2 separate regions of the Homo sapiens genome follow, and region 2 is linked to region 1. A link is an interaction called in ENCODE POLR2A ChIA-PET data of the cell type or tissue named here. Cell type or tissue: OCI-LY7. All regions are shown on one strand. Links, peaks and the distances in the headings refer to the core of each region. The heading gives the core; the rest is flanking DNA.

Region 1 (5,377 bases), core at 263-5,262:
CAGAGATTACATAGTCAGGTCAGTGCGGTTTGTAATGGGAACAGGCTTCTGCCAGACAGGTTCTTCTTTCCTACCATGAACCATCTCTTGTTTCCTTTGAGTAGCAATTCATTTATTTGGAAGAAAGCGCTTCCTTTTCCAGGCATTCTCTTTGAAATTGCAGCTGCCTTTGAGAGGGGGCATGAGCAGAGAAGATTCTCTTGTGTGAATTCGCTGATTAGAGGCTTTCCTTCCAAAAGAAGGGCCGGGGAGCATGGGAGCACTTTCCTGGTGGGAATAGAAGCCACTAAGAACGAGGAATGAGGCTAGAACAGGGCAAGGATGGACTGACCACCAGGAGAGGGAAGGACTGAAGTCAAAGCTCAGTTGTCTCCCTGGACAGCCTAGAGTTGTCTCAGATCTTTCAGGACAAGTGCTGGGTCCTGAAACATCCTGCTCCCTCCCTGCCTCTCTCCTGTCCTTCCCTCTCACCTTCTTTTCCTCCTCCTTTAGCAAATATTTAAGTGCCTACTACAGGTTGAGCATCTCTTATCCGAAATTCTTGGGACCAAAAGTGTTTTGAGTTTCAGATTTTTTTAGATTTAAGCATATTTGCATATACATAATGAGATATTTTGGGGATGGGACCCAATTCTAAACACAAAATTCATTTATGTTGCATATACACTTTATGCATGTGGCCTGAGGCACCTTTATACAGTATTTTAAATAACTTTGTGCATGAAACAAAGTTTGTGCACGTGAGTGGTGTCATTGTCGGCACTCAAAAGTGGAGCATTTCAGGCTAGGGATGCTCTATCTGTAATGCTTATCATGTTAGGCTTTGAGATAAGACCCAGGTCTTTTATTAAAGAGTCTTGGCCAGGAGCAGTGGCTCACGCCTGTAATCCCAGCACTCTGGGAGGCTGAGGTGGGAGGTTTCACCTGAGGTCGGGAGTTCGAGACCAGCCTGACCAACATAGAGAAACCCCATCTCTACTAAAAATACAAAATTAGCCAGGCGTGGTGGCGCGTGCCTGTAATCCCAGCTACTCGGGAGGCTGAGGCTGGAGAATCGCTTGAACCTGGGAGGCGGAGGTTGCGGTGAGCCGAGATGGCGCCACTGCACTCCAGCAATAAGAGCGAAACTCCATCTCAAATAAAATGAAATGAAATGAGATGAAATGAAATAAAATAAAATAAAAAAGAGTCTTATATACCAGAAGAAGAAACCAGTAAAACAACCTTGTCTAACAAGCCTTTGCAGGTGCTGTAATAGAGTACAGAGCACAGGGTAGCGAGTGGCTTACAAATATTAATACAAGAGGGAGTGGTCACAGAGGCTTCCTGGAGAAAGTGCTGCTATGGCTGGGGCCCAAATGCGGGTGAACGATGGGGACATGGACTGGATGACATGGCGGTGGGGTGGGTGATGGGAGAACATTCCGAGCAGAAACAGAGCAGGAGTGAAAGTGCTGAGATGTGGAACAGTGCGGTGTTTGAAAATGGCAAGACTTGCAGTGGCAGGAGCCAAAAGGCAGGGGTAGGGCCATGACAAGGGTTGAGGCTGGGGGCGCTTTGTGAGCCAGGACTTCTGCTCCCTGGTAAGTTGCTAGGAGATGGAGGCAACTTACTAATGTGATCAGATGCTCATGTTTAATTTCTGAGGCCACTCAGGAGGAAGGGTAGAGGATGGGATGGAATGCGGAGAGGCAGGAAAACTGCTTAGGAGACCATTGCAATAGGTGCCTGAACTAGGGATGTGGTGGGCAAAGAATGGTGAAGGGGTATCTTTATTCTCACATAATTATGCCACTCACAGTAAGAAATCGTAACAATTTGAAGTTTGAAAAAGAGACAGAGTCTTGCTCCATGACCGAGGCTAGAGTGCAGTGGCACCATCTCAGCTCACTGCAACCTCCACCTCCCAGGTTCAAGCAATTCTCATTCCTCAGCTTCTACCCCTGCCTTTTGGCTCCTGCCATTGCAAGTCTTGCCATTTTCAAACATGGCACTGTTCTACATCTCAGCACTTTTGCTCCTGCTCTGTTTCTGCTTGGAATGTTCTCCCATCACCCACCCCAACGCCATGTGACCCAGTCCACGTCCCCATCGTTCACCCGCATTTGGGCCTCAGCCATAGCAGCACTTTTTCCAGGAAGCCTCTGTGACCATTCCCTCTTGTATTAATATTTGTAAGCCACTCGCTACCCCGTGCTCTGTACTTCAGTCACAGCACCTTTGCTGAGACTACAGGCGCCTGCCACCACGCCCGACTAATTTTTGTGTTTTTAGTAGAGACAGGGTTTCACCATGTTTGCCAGGCTGGTCTGCAACTCCCGACCTCAGGTGGTCCACCTGCCTCGGCCTCCCAAAGTGCTGGGATTACAGGTGTCAGCCACTGCGCCCAGCCTTGACTCTCACTTTTGAAAGTGAGATGGTTGTCAGCTTGTGTTCAGTAATATGAATTTGCAATTGAGGCACTTCCCTGTGACATCATACAAAGAAGTAGTGTCAGGGAAGATGACACTTAGTGAAATTCTACTCCCTCCTGAGACACGCAGCAAATCCAAGATTGGCTCTGGAGCTGGTCCCAGCTCACTTTACGTTCTTGTAATGATGGCATGGACACTGACACGCAGGGCAGGTTCTGTGGGACCGCCCCGCCCGATGACCCAGCCAGTGGGACTGGTCTTGAAGTTCCAGGGCTGGCACATTGTGGAAAGCCTAATGTTTGTTGCCATGGAATTTCCTGGGGGAAGATGAGAAAAATTTGTAAAAAGTTAGAAAGGATACATAAACATCAATGACACAAAGAAAAACAAAAGTTCAGAGGTGGGAGAGACTAGTTCCAAAAGAGGGGATTATATTAGAATGTGGCTCCCAAATCTGCCTGCACAGAACTCACTTGGGGAAGCTTAAAATACAGGTTTCTGGGCTCTACTGCTAGGGAGGCTGGACTGTGTGATCTGTGCTTGGCACACTGCTCGGTAGGCACATAGATATGTTCAGTAAATGCGTTAAGAATGAATGCATCTCCAAGGTCCACTGCAACTCAGTGATTCTGTGCATCCTTCCGGCTTGCGGAAGCAGGAGGCAGGTGTTGCCGGAAGAATCTTTGAGGCAAGAAGAAGAGCAGGATCACAGGACTGAGTAACTGGAAGGAACAGTTTGGCACCTTTGTAGTTATTTTGCATAAATGCCAGGTGCAGAGTAGGGGGCAGGGTGAGTAAACTGGTTTCAAGTTTCCCCCTTCCTTTTCTAATCAGCCTTTTTTTTTTTTTTTTTTTTTGAGGCAGAGTCTTGCTCTGTCGCCCAGGCTGGAGTACACTGGTGCGATCTTGGCTCACTGCAAGCTCTGCCTCCTGGGTTCATGCCATTCTCCTGCCTCAGCCTCCCGAGTAGCTGGGACTACAGGCGCCCACCACCACGCCCGGCTAATTTTTTGTGTTTTTAGTAGAGACGGGGTTTCATTATGTTAGCCAGGATGGTCTTGATCTCCTGACCTCGTGATCCACCCACCTCGGCCTCCCAAAGTGCTGGGATTACAGGCGTGAGCCACCGCGCCTGGCCTCTAATCAGCTTTTAAGCTGAACTCAGTTTCTATTGGAGAAGGGTGAGCTAGCTGAAACATGAGGATGGAGTTTGCTTTTTTTTTCTTCTGAGAAAACAAAAGAAGTGTGAGAACCCAAGTGCTTAGCTAGCTCAAAACACAGACTCACAAGACGGCAGAGGAGGGGCCCTGGGTCAGGACTTGAGACTGGAGCACCCCTCACCCGCCATCAGCCTGCCTGTGGCATGTCACCGCAGTGTTCAGATCCTATGGGTTTATCTCTTAGTGATGACAAGCACAGCGGGAGACCCCAGGGAATCCCGACTCAAGTGTGGGCCTACGTGTGAATCTTAGTGGCCTCAGCCTACTTGTGAGCCCAGCATCTCCTGTCCCTTCTCTTGATTCCCACAATTGCTGTTTCCATAGACTGAAGCTCTCCCAGCGTAGTTTCCTTGATGCCTCCTTCTAGAGCCTATTCCACTCTCTCAAGGGTCTCATGGAGAGAGTGCTGCTGCACTTATTATTGCCTTCTCCTCCCTTGCATTGCATGGAACCATTTATAGTTATCTGCTGTAATATCTTTTGCTTTTAAACAATGGTATACTATGCAGCCATAAAAAATGATGAGTTCATGTCCTTTGTAGGGACATGGATGAAGCTGGAAACCATCATTCTCAGCAAACTATCACAAGGACAAAAAACCAAACACCGCATGTTCTCACTCACAGGTGGGAATTGAACAATGAGAACACATGGACACAGGAAGGGGAACATCACACACCGGGGACTGTTGTGGGGTGGGGGGAGCGGGGAGGGATAACATTAGGAGATATACCTAATGTAAATGATGAGTTAATGGGTGCAGCACACCAACATGGCAAATGTATACATATGTAACAAACCTGCACGTTGTGCACATGTACCCTAAAACTTAAAGTATAATAATAATTTTTCAAAATGGTATTTTTAATGATAAAAGCAGTACATATTCATACAAAAAGTTTGGAAGATAAAGAAACTTCATAATTTAGTTCTGGCTGTTTAGAAGTCTTCTGAGAGCTGTGATGGTCACAAAAACGAGAACTGAAAAGAGCTTTAGCTGGGGGCATGATGGTTCACGCCTGTAATCCCAACACTGGGAGGCCAAGGCAGGAGGATTGCTTGAGCTCAGGAGTTTGAGACCAGCCTGGGAAAACAGCAAGATCCTGTCTCTACCAAAAATAAAAATAAAAATAAAAATTAGCTGGGCTTGGTGGCATGCACCTGTAGTCCCAGCTACTTGGGAGGCTGAGGTGGGAGGATTGCTTGAGGCTGGGAGGTTGAGGCTGCAGCCTGGGTAACAGGGCAAGACACCTTCTCTAGAAACAAGAAAAGAGCCTCGTTGGCTTTCACTGATGCCCTTTCTTCTGATCTCCTGTCCCCTCTAGAGGCAGGGCCCAGGTCTTAGACTGCACAGGAAGCACCCCCCTGCTCTGGACCCCTGTGAATAAAATCTTTTGTTACATAGGAGATTCTAGATTTAGATACAGAGCTCAGGACTACTAAGGAGATTCCTGTTTTATTGGCTTAGATATAACAATGTCATGAAAGCTCACTTTCTTCAAAAAAAATCCTGTCTTGCAGCTGTGAATACGGGAGAGCACACCCGCTTCCTTTTGCCTCCCAGCGATCCCTTGGTCGAATTAAGTGTTTTTATGGGGCACTGTGTGCCTCTTGGGGAAGCTGCTGAAAGACAGCCAACAATCAGCAAGTTCATAAACTTGTGTGACCTGTGGGTATTTGAGAATGGAGTACAAGTGTGCAGAGATGTAGAGGCCACCAGTCCTCGGGGTCACTTGGTCACCT
Region 2 (5,377 bases), core at 135-5,134, 230 kb after region 1:
AATTGATGGTCTCCTTGCTAGAAGTCTTAGAGCATGGGCTAAGTCCCACCTGCAGCAGGACACTAGGACAACCTGAGGGGCCCCCATGGGGTTGAAGGTTGTGCTATTACAATTGGCCCCAGATAAGTTTTGGGGGATAATAGAAATGCTGTGAAGCAGGATTGTGGTAATAATCATACAACTCTAAAAATCGCACCCCAAAATCATTGAATTGTGAAAAAAAAGAAAGCAACGAGTCTAATAATCTGGGAGTTTTCCATCTGGGCTGGGAGAACGGTTTGGTCCTATAAATCTAGAAGCTTAGCATGTCTAAAAATGGACCAGACAATATCTAGAATAGAATGACAGTTTTTTTCTTCTGCCACATGGGGACACTTTAGAGCTTATATGCAGTCGATCGTTGCTATTCATGCACAATACCACGAACTGGTGTGTGTGTGTGTGTGTGTGTGTGTGTGTGTGTGTGTGTGTGTGTGTCTGTGTGTGCTTCGTTTTGACATCAAATTGTTATGAGAGTTACATGCTTTTCTCTTTTTTCTTTTTTTCCTCTAAAGATATGTCATGCCATTTTTTGGGTAAGTGCAGGGCATAATTAGCATGCACTGAACTATGATATATATGTTGAACATTATTCATTATACAGGACTACGGTCTTGAGCTTGCCCAGGGAACTTACACTTTGCTGGCAAAAAGAAAAAAACTCCAAGAAAAGTTCCCACAAACTAAAAACCCCACCAAATCCCTGCACCTGTAAACTCAGAATTCCTTAAGAGATTGCATAGGGCCCAAGGTTTTATGTATTTATCTACTATGGTTATTATTTTATTTTTGAATTTTTTGAAATTTTTTTTGTGGGTACATAAAGGTTTTATTTTCCCTGGCCCCCTACCTACAGTCCCTCTACAGTCGTTATTGATGCTTAACAGCCCTATGAAGAGGTCCCAGCAGTCTTTGGTGCTTCCGGTAAACAAAAGAAGTGGACGGTAACGGCCTTCATTTGTCTTACTGAGCCTTTCAATGATTCTCTCCCAGACTCTGATCCCCTCTTGGCCTGCTTTGCCTTGTGCCCACTGGACCCTCCCTTCCCTCTCCTTGGTGCTTTCCTCAGATGCACCAGCCAGTCCTGTGGCTTGTCATTTCTCCTCTCCGCTGGCTGAGCCCTTGCTTGCAGCAGCATTTCTATCTGCCTGCAACTCAACATACATTCCAAGATAGATTCCCAGAGAGCGTGGTCCTTCCAGGACAATCTGGCTGGAGCTGCCATCCTGGCTCACATGGGTTTTGACTGTGTGTTATTGCCATGGGAAGGAAGTGGGGAGGAAAGTGTCCTCCAATCCTACCTTGTCACAGTCACTTAGGGGAGGAAAAGAATTCCATTTACTAGGTGGTAGGAGTTCCTCTCTCCATCCCGCTTCATATTTTGCCTTGGGTTGCACAGATAGCTCATGGCAGAACAGGGTCTGGAGCTTGGCAGTTGGCAGGGAGAGGGATCTTCCCAGACATAGGCCGCGGGGAAGAAAGACAGATGGGCTTTTAGCCTCTCATCTTGCCAGGTCTCCTGATGAACCACTTTCCTGTGCTGGCCTTGAGTGAGTCTCTGTGGGGTTGGGAATGGTCATGTTTTTCATGTCCCTTTGTTCTGAACTTGAGAAAATAGTTCACCCTGCCTCTTGGTCTTCTTGGTCCTCATCCCCTGGCTTCACCTGGTACCCTAAAGGGGGAGTGGAAATCTATCAGCCACTGCCTTTGAAGGGTTATCAAAGCAGCTGCTGTGTTTGAAGGTGCACATTAACAATAGGAGAGGGACTCCCTCATTTTCAGAACAAAAGAGGAAAGGTTCCTACCCTACAGGAAGTATCATTCGCACTGGTCTAACCTTGGCTATCACTTGACCTGTTTGGGGACTAGTCCTGATGGGATTTATTACAATTTTTTTTTTAATCCAACTCCAACCTCATCATTGTTACTCTAAAGAGAATTCCTCACTCCTCGGTCACGAGCCTCAGCAGATACACTTTACCTCCTCCTGGAAAACATTTTGGAATCTTAAGCAGCTTCTGCTGCAGGCTGCAAGGAGCGCAGACAGACCCTGGCTCTTTGGTGAGAGCAAAGGCGACATTTCAAAAGGAAATTGCAGCCACGCAGTCTGCTGGCGCTGCTATTTTTGACATGCTTGCTGTTCTCTCAGGGCTTGACAACCGCTGTCTCCAGGAGACAGACAAACCTGCTCTTGGCAGCAGAGACACTGCTTTGAAAAAGAACATAGGAAGACAGTCCTGCAGCTGGGAGGGGCGGGGAGGACTTGCCACTGGAAGCGTGGCACCTGGCTAGTGGGGCTGCAGATCTGAGGTTGCAGGATTTATCCTCACCTAGGGAATCCTGACCTTGCGTTGCATCCTTCCCACTGGGAATAGTCCTAGCAAGAATAAGAATGGTGCTATTCATTTACAGAACATTGTCAAACACGTTCAGTGCTTTCAGACATCGTGCGATTTAACAAAGGGTTTAAGAGCATAGTTGCTGGAGCCTGATCGTCGCGGCTCAAATCCCTCCTTTGCTGGGTAACATGGGGCAAGTTATGAAACAGTTCTGTGGCCTCAGTTTCTTTCTCTGTCAAATGGAGGATAATAATAGTACCAATCTGATAGGGTTGTTTTGAGGATTAAATGAATTAATGTATGTACAGTGTTTAAATGTACAATGTCAGCTGTTATTATCATCCTGCAGCAGTGAAATGAAGTAGGTAGGCTAGGCTTTGTTTTTTTCTTTGGCAGATAAGAAAACTGAAGCTCAGAGGGGTTGTGATGTCTTTAAAGGCACACAGTAATGTGTGTTTCATCCTCTTCAGGGGAGATGGAACAGAATGGAATGCAGTGAGGGTCTAACTGTTATTGGGCAAGAAGAATGAAGCCATAGCTCCTAAATGTGTTTATAGACTTCTGTTTACATGCCAGCTTGTCTCTGATGGAGCAGCAGCAGGTGTCCTGTGCTTTTGTTCCCTATGGGTCCCTGAAAGTGCACACACACACACACACACACACACATATGCATATACACACATACGTATATACACACATAAATATATATACATACATACACATACATACATACACAAAAACACACACATACACATATATACACATATGCACACACAAAACCACATATACACACACGTATATATACAGAAACATGAATATACATATGCACATGTATACACACGTATATGCACACACAAACATATACACACGTATGCACAGGCACATACATGCATGCTTATACATATACCCACGTATATACACAAACACATATGGTGCTATATATTCTATATGTGTGTAGCATATATACGTGGAACATCTTTCTATGGATCCCTTTCTCAGTACTGCCACTGATCTCCCTCTCCCATTTTAACATTCTCAGTGGTTGACACTGCATTCGAGTTTTCCTCACACACCTGCTCCTGCCTTCTTCCTTGGGAAGAATGCAGGGTCTTATAGTTAGCAGAAGGGACAGAACCCACAAGCCAGCCCCTGGCCCAGAGTTTTCCTACCCTGTTCCAGTGGCTTTCAAACTTCCACTGTCCTGGTCCTCACCGTCAGCATGCATTCTTTTCCCCAGTCACCTTCACGGCCCCCTTTGCAGGTGGGGGTACCCCTTAATCTCCCGTGGCTGTGTTTCTGCTTTCCTGTCCTTCTTTGAGGTGGAGGAGACAGGAGGCCTCGTAGTTGGAAGAAGCCAGCTCCCCTGCCCTTGTGGGTCTCCCCTGGCCTTCACTCCACCTAAAGAGCATTTATGACATCTCTTGTTAGGGGTCTTGGCACGGGCCAGATTGCTGTCTTCACCCTCAGCTCACTGCCACAGCCACTACGGCTTCTTAACAAAGGTCCTATCCCAGGGCAAGGTGACGTGGCTGCCCTCATGGTTGAGGATTCTGAGCTTGCTGGCTTGCCTGCCATGGGAGTTGGAGAATTGGTCTGAATCACTGTTTATTAGCTGTACCTCATTTAACCTCACCGAGCTTCAGTTTCGTCATCTGCAAAATAAGGAAGCTAACATCACTTGCCTTACACAGTTGCTGTGAGATTCAGAAGAGGCAGCCAGTGAAAGAGTTTAGCAGGAAATAAACTCTTAGCAAAGCATGGCTCTTCCCACTGCCAATCAGCAGAGAGACCCTTAGAGACACCAAACACCCATCCGAGAGTGGGGCCGAAACTACCTGCACGTCAGAGAAAGGCAGGGTCCCTGCCAACTGCAGTTTTGTTCTCTGAAATAAACATTTAAATGAAATATGACATAAAAAATAGACTCAGGATAGCTAGCTATTTTTACCAGAAGGCTCTTTGCCCAGAGGATTCACAGCAGAATTTCTTTAAATAATTGCCCTTACGGTGTGATTTAATATACAGAAATATAATCTGAATATATCTTGGAAGAATAGGATGGATATACTGGTAATATGTATATATTTTAACAAAGTTTGTTTCCAGCCAAACTAGAATGAGAATTCTCACTTAACCCTTCCCTCAGGCCCTGGAGCATTGCAGAGGGTCACAGATGGAGGGGGCAGTGAATGCCTCTTTAGGAAGAAGGAGACTGATGCAGAGAAGTGAAATAATTTGCCGAAGATCACACAGGAAATTAGGGGCAGAGTTGTGCCTGGGACCCAAATTTTCTAACTCCAACTCCAGCATATTTTCCCATGGGAAATGGAACTGTAAGGATTACCTAAACACACACACACACACACACACACACACACACACACACACACACACTCTTAAAAATAACTCTTCATTTTCTACCCAACCAAACTCCTTAGCAGAGCTGCCCATAGAAAATGGAATTAAGTGATTTTAACTTTTATCTTTCCCTCCCCTGAGTTTCCAGGGCACAGAGGCAGTGAGCCTAGCTAGAGAAGCCCAGAACCAGATGACCAGCTTCTGGATTTTTAAGGGAGGACTAATGACTGAGGGCTAGTGCAGACCAAAGGTATTTAGCACTGGACAAAGAGAGGCTCATGTACAGGCTCTGGGCTTCTAATCTCACTGATTAAGGGATTCTTTAACCTCTTAAGGCTTTATTTTTTCTGTTAAATTTAGTGACTGGACAGAAGGAAACTGTCATAGATTGGAAATCAGGAAGTCAAGGGGTTATCTGAGTCTTCTGAATTTTATAGCGGAAAGAAGGGATGCAGAAGGCCAGCATCTTACCCAGGAACGCTGACTTCTGATGCCTTGGGAGGCAGAAACCAGTTTCTAGACTCTTCCCTGCACTTTGTTGCCCCGATAGAGAAAGAGAAGTGACTGTCAGTTACAGAGATCTTTTACAAATCACAGGACCAGGGTGAGGAGGAAGAACGTGTCCAGAAGGCCTGGTGGTT

What was found. Peaks named below come from ENCODE experiments on the same cell type or tissue, not always from the same donor. Only the 100,000 strongest peaks of a DNase experiment are listed, where the experiment ranks them.
Region 2: POLR2A ChIA-PET joins it to region 1 with 8 read pairs; 2 of 35 experiments call an interaction of 5 or more read pairs at or near these places.

The regions. Positions count from the first base shown.
Region 1 is chr12:4,581,303-4,586,679 of GRCh38, forward strand. The region is part of intron 2 of DYRK4 (dual specificity tyrosine phosphorylation regulated kinase 4); the gene reads left to right. Among named protein-coding and RNA genes, the nearest start is that of DYRK4, 22 kb to the left of the region's middle. In OCI-LY7, for the core only: no CTCF peak of the experiment used is centred there; a DNase peak (open chromatin) is centred at 3,149; H3K4me3 peaks cover 585 bases; H3K27ac peaks cover 1,828 bases.
Region 2 is chr12:4,815,821-4,821,197 of GRCh38, forward strand. All of the region lies in intron 1 of KCNA6-AS1 (KCNA6 antisense RNA 1), which reads right to left. It also overlaps a transcript of KCNA6 not described here. Among named protein-coding and RNA genes, the nearest start is that of KCNA6, 9.2 kb to the left of the region's middle. In OCI-LY7, for the core only: CTCF peaks have their summits at 335 and 544; a DNase peak (open chromatin) is centred at 401.